2 separate regions of the Homo sapiens genome follow, and region 1 is linked to region 2. Evidence: chromatin loops called from intact Hi-C (ENCODE). Cell type or tissue: CD14-positive monocyte. All regions are shown on one strand. Each heading gives the region's core, and the rest is flanking DNA. Links, peaks and the distances in the headings are about the cores only. Region 1 overlaps SEZ6L2 (seizure related 6 homolog like 2). Region 2 has its middle 13 kb from the start of TMEM219.

Evidence for each region. Peaks named below come from ENCODE experiments on the same cell type or tissue, not always from the same donor. Only the 100,000 strongest peaks of a DNase experiment are listed, where the experiment ranks them.
Region 1: a loop joins it to region 2, with 8 times the contacts of the local background. A loop is called at or near these places in 8 of 110 quality-filtered maps.

Annotation. Positions count from the first base shown.
Region 1 is chr16:29,891,282-29,894,193 of GRCh38, forward strand. The region is part of intron 5 of SEZ6L2 (seizure related 6 homolog like 2); the gene reads right to left. Among named protein-coding and RNA genes, the nearest start is that of SEZ6L2, 6.8 kb to the right of the region's middle. In CD14-positive monocyte, for the core only: no CTCF peak of the experiment used is centred there; a DNase peak (open chromatin) is centred at 1,070.
Region 2 is chr16:29,947,528-29,950,439 of GRCh38, forward strand. No RefSeq gene overlaps it. Among named protein-coding and RNA genes, the nearest start is that of TMEM219, 13 kb to the right of the region's middle. In CD14-positive monocyte, for the core only: no CTCF peak of the experiment used is centred there; no DNase peak of the experiment used is centred there.

The DNA.
Region 1 (2,912 bases), core at 121-2,620, 56 kb before region 2:
TTGAACTCCTGACCTCAGGTGATCCACCTACCTTGGCCTCCCAAAGTGCTGGGATTACAGGCGTGAGCCACCATACCTGGCCTAACCACTGTCTACACTGGCCCAAGCCTTATTTATTTTGTGTCCTAAAAGGCTAGTCTATGAGGTCAGGAGTTCCAGACCAGCCTGGCCAATATGGTGAAACCCTGTCTCTAATAAAAATACAAAAAATTAGCTGGGCATGGTGGCACACGCCTATAATCCCAGCTACTCAGGAGGCTGAGACAGGAGAATCGCTTGAACCAAGGGGGCGGAGGTTGCAGGGAGCTGAGATTGTGCCATTGCACTCCAGCCTGGGCAGCAGAGTGAGACTCCGTCTCAAAAAAAAAAAAGGGCTAGCCTGGCTGATCAATGGGTGCAGCCAAGAGGCAGCATGGATCGGTGCAAAGACCACTGGATTTGTCATCAGGCAGACCTGAGTTCCAGTTCTAGCTCCAGAACTTACTAACTACATGCCTTTGAGCAGGTGACTTCATCTCTAGGGGCCTCTCACCTATTAACGGCAATAATAATTCCTATCAGGGAAGATTGGCCTGAAAATTAAATAAAAGAAACACGCAAAGCACCTGGCACATAGAAGCTGCTGAGAAAACGTTAATCACCCACCCCTCAGCCTCAATTAATGAATGACTGGGAGCCAGGGACTCGGGGATCTGTTGTCTGGCTGCAATAAACGTGCAGATGGTTGAGCAATCTACATAACCTTTGAGTCTTTTCCTTCCTTTGAGAGATAGAACTGACAATGGCCACTCTCAGGGTTTCTGTGAGAAGCAAATGAAACTAAGGTTGGTGAAAGGGCTTTGTAATGGGAAAGTTTGCTGAACTTGGGGTGAGGGGTGAAGGAGACTTTGGCTTTTCAGAGAAACTAATGAGGCCACTCTGGACCAGAGGCCCCAGCTAGTGCAGGTTGGGAAGGGCTGAAACAGGGCCTTGGTCCCAAAGGTACCCAGTGCAGCTGCGAAGCAGGGAAGACTGAGCAATGAAGGCCAATTTGTGCAATAGTCCTGCTTCCCCAAATGTTCCACTTAGCCTAAGGAGTCCTATTTTCAGTGCCCTGGGGAAGTGGCTGCTTAAAGGAGCCAGTGGGGAGCCATATCTTCAGATTTCACAATATCTGAAATCCAGCACTTGGCCCAGGCCCTCCAGGAATGCTCTTGCTCCCCAATAACCAGGTCCCTACTGCCAAATACACGTCCCCCAGCTTGCTGGCCCCCGATGAATAGGCACCTTTGCTATGCACACATGAGCCCCTAAGGCAGGTCCTGAGCAGAGGCCTCAAAAGAGGCTGGAGAGGACATGAGAATAGGATTCAGGGTGTACCCTGCATGAGGCACACAAGGCATCTGCGGTCAGCAGAGCTTTCAAGGAGGGCAGAGTGCGTGACACCAGCCAAGGCCATGCGGTGATGTGAAGGGGGCATTGGCCCGACACACAGTTCTCTCTGTCTCCATGAAGCATAGGAAGACAGTGGGGTCTGGAACAGGGCACTGGCTGGGCCCCTTTCCTCATGCACACATGTCTGCTAGAACACACCCTTGTACTGTGGGAAGGTTCCCGCACACACAGGTAAGCATGGATGTACACACATGTGCAGGTCATCTGTCATAGGTCCTAACAAATGCAGTCGTGCGTGAATACAGCCCCCCTTTCCTGCCCCCAGAAGTCAGAAGGATCTTTAAATTGCAAATCTGAGGCTTTCACTTTCCTGCTTAAAACATTTCAGGCCAGGCACCATGGCTCACGCCTGTAATCTCAGCACTTTGGGAGGTCAAGGCAGGAGGATTTCCTGAGGTCGGGAGTTCGAGACCAGCCTGACCAACATGGAGAAACCCCGTCTCTACTAAAAATACAAAGTTAGCCGGGAGTGGTGGGGCATGCTTGTAATCCCAGCTACTCAGGAGGCTGAGGCAGGAGAATCGCTTGAACCCGGGAGGCAGAGGCTGCGGTGAGCCAAGATTGCGCCATTGCATTCCAGCCTGGCCAACAAGAGCAAAACTCCATCTCAAATAAATAAATAAATAAATAAATAAAATTCAAATTAGGAGGCCTGGCGTGGTGGCTCATGCCTGTAATCCCAGCACTTTGGGAGGCCAAGGCGGGTGGATCACTTGAGGTCAGGAGTTCGAGACCAGCCTGGCCAACATGGTGAAACCCCATCTCTACTAAAAATACAAAAATTAGCCAGGCGTAGTGGCAGGTGCCTGTAATCCCAGATACTGGGGAGGCTGAGACAGGAGAATCATCTGAAGCTAGGAGGCAGAGGTTGCAGTGAGCTGAGGTCATCACCACTGCACTCCAGCCTGGGCAACAAAGTGAGACTCTGTCTCAAAAAAAAAAAAAAAAAAATTCAAATATCTGCCTGTCACACCTGCAGGTTGAAGTAGTCTGGACTGCTTACTGAAGCAGATAAGGCTCTTTATGGTCTGAATCTGACCTGCCTCCCAGCCTGGTCTCTGGCCCATTTCCCCTTCACCCGCTTCTGTGCTTTGAAAGTAATAGCAGTGACTGACAGTTTTGAGCTCTCACTGTGTACCACACGCTGTTTGTGTTTTTGTTTGTTTGTTTTTGAGACAGAGTTTCACTTTTGTCACCTAGCCTGGAGTACAATGGCGCAATCTCAGCTCAATGCAACCTCCGCCTCCTGGGTTCAAACAATTCTCTTGCCTCAGCCTCCCAAGTAACTGGGATTACAGGTGCTTGCCACCATGCCTGGCTAATTTTTGTAATTTTAGTAGAGATGGGGTTTCACCATGTTGGCCAGGCAGGTCTTGAACTCCTGACCTCAGGTGATCCACCAGCCTTGGCCTCCCAAAGTGCTGAGATTATAGGCGTGAGCCACCACGCCAGGCCACACACTGTTTTAAACACTTGAC
Region 2 (2,912 bases), core at 251-2,750:
AGTTTTTCATTCTGTCTATATGTCATAAGTGAGATGACTTGAACTCCCTAAGCATATGTGTCCATTATTTCCACCATTAAAATGAATTAAGGTGCTTGGCATGACTGCCCCCTGTTTATTAGTTCTAATAGTTTTTTAGTGGAGTCTATGTTTTTTCTAAATATAAGATCTTATCATCTGCAAACAAGAATAATTTTTACTTCTTCCTTTCCAATTTGGACGCCCTTTGTTTCTTTCTCTTGTCTAATTGTTCTAGCTAGGTCTTCCAGTACTATGCTGAATAACAGTGGTGAAAGTGGGCATCCTTGTCATGTTCCAGATCTTAGAGGAAAGTCTTTCGGGTTTTCCTCATTCAGTATGATACTAGCTGTGGGTCTGTCATATATGGTTTTTATAATGTTGAGGTATGTTTCTTCTACACCCAGTTTTTTGAGGGTTTTTATTATGAAGTAGTGTTGAATTTTATCAAATGCTTTTTCAGCATCAATTGAAATGATCATATGGTTTTTGTCTTTCGTTTTGTTGATATGATGTACCACATTAATTGATTTGTGTATGTTGAACCATCCTTGCATCCCTGGGAGAAATTCCACTTCGTCATGATGATCTTTTTTTTTTTCTGAGGTGGAGTCTTGCTCTGTCACCTAGGCTAGAGGGCAATGGCACAATCTCAGCTCACTGCAGCCCCTGCCTCCTGAGTTCAAGTGATTCTCCTGCCTCAGCCTCCCCAGGAGCTGGGACTACAGGTACATGCCACCACACCCAGCTAATTTTTTTTATTGTAGAGTCAACATTTTGCCATTTACCCAGGCAAAATGAGTAACATTGTGACCTCCTGGGTTAAAGTGATCTTCCTGCCTTAGCCTATCAAAGTATTGGGATTATAGGCATGAGCTACCATGCCCAGCCAAATACTATCTTATTACCCATTATTTTAAACTGATAACTGATGACAACTTTTTTTTTTTTTTGAGACAGAGTCTCGCTCTGTCGCCCAGGCTGGAGTGCAGTGGCACGATCTTGGCTCACTGCAAGCTCCGCCTCCCGGGTTCGTGCCATTCTCCTGCCTCAGCCTCCCAAGTAGCTGGGACTACAGGCACCCGCCACCGTGCCCAACTAATTTTTTGTATTTTTAGTAGTGACGGGGTTTCACTGTGTTAGCCAGGATGATCTCGATCTCCTGACCTCGTGATCCACCCGCCTCGGCCTCCCAAAGTGCTGGGATTACAGGCGTGAGCCACCACGCCCGGCAAACTGATGACAACTTAACACTGGTTGCATAAACAAACAAACAAGCAAAATGAAAAAAAAAATAATAAAAACTCTACACTTTAACTTCCTCCCCCCCTGCTTTTTTTTTTTTTTTTTTTGAGATGGAGTCTCACTCTGTCGCCCAGGATGGAGTGCAGTGGCGCTATCTCAGCTCACTGCAACCTCTGCCTTCCATGGTTCAAGCGATTCTCCTGTCTCAGCCTCCTGAGTAGCTGGGACTACAGGTGCACACCACCACACCTGGCTAATTTTTGTATTTTTAGTAGAGACGGAGTTTCACCATATTGGTTAGGCTTGTCTTGAACTCCAGACCTTGTGATCCACCCGCCTCAGCCTCCCAAAGTGCCGGGATTACAGGCATGAGCCACCGTGTCCAGCCCCCACTGCTTTTTAATGTGGTTCCCTTTATGTCTTATTGTACTATGCCTTGAAATGTTGTAGTTATTGTTTTTTTATTGGTTCATTGTTTAGCTTTTCTACTTAAGAGTAGTTGGCCAGGCGCAGTGGCTCATGCTTGTAATCCCAGCACTTTGGGAGGCCTAGGTGGGTGGATCACCTGAAGTCGGGAGTTCAAGACCAGCCTGACCAACACGGAGAAACCCTGTCTCTACTAAAAATACAAAATTAGCTGGGTGTGGTGATACATGCCTATAATCCCAGCTACTCGGGAGACTGAGGCAGGAGAATCTCTTGAACCCGGGAGGAGGAGGTTGCAGGGAGTCGAGATCGCACCATTGCACTCCAGCCTGGGCAACAAGAGTGAAACTCCATCTCAAAAAACAAAACAAAACAAAACAAAAACAGATAATGGTAGTTTATATACCAAAATTACAGTGTTATAATACCCTGTATTTTTCTGTGTGCTTGCTATTACCAGTGAATTTTGTACCTTCAAATGATTTCTTATTGCTCATGAACATCCTTTTCTTTCAGATTGAAGAACTCCCCTTAGCATTTCTCGTAGGACAGGTCTGGTGTTGATGAAACCCTTCATTTTCGTTTGTCTGGGCAAGTCTTTATTTATCCTTCATGTTTGAAGAATATTTTTACCAGACATACTATTCTAGGGTAATTTTTTTTTCTTTTAGCACTTTCAATGTCATGCCATTCTTTCCTGGCCTGTAAGGTTTCCACTGAAAAGTCTGCTGCCAGATGGGAATTGGAGCTCCATTGTGTGTTTTTTTGTTTGTTGTTTGTTTGTTTGTTTTTCTGAGATGGAGTCTCGCTCTGTCGCCCAGGCTGGAGTGCAGTGGCGGGATCTCAGCTTACTGCAAACTTCACCTCCCAGGTTCAAGCGATTCTCCTGCCTCAGCCTCCTGAGTAACTGGGACTACAGACATGCACCAATACACATGTGTGTGTGTGTGCGTGTGCGCGTGTGTGTGTATTTTTAGTAGAGACGGGGTTTCACCATGCTGGCCAGGCTGGTCGTGAACTTCTGACCTCAGGTGATCCACCCACCTCAGCTTCCCAAAGTGCTGGGATTACAGGCGTGAGCCACCACGCCTTCTAATGCATTCTTTAGTATGTCAATTGCATTTTCCAACTCTAGAATTTCTGCTTATTTTTAGTTATTTCAATCTCTTTGTTAAATTTATTGATAGAATTCTGAATTCCTTCTCTGTGTTATTGTGAATTTC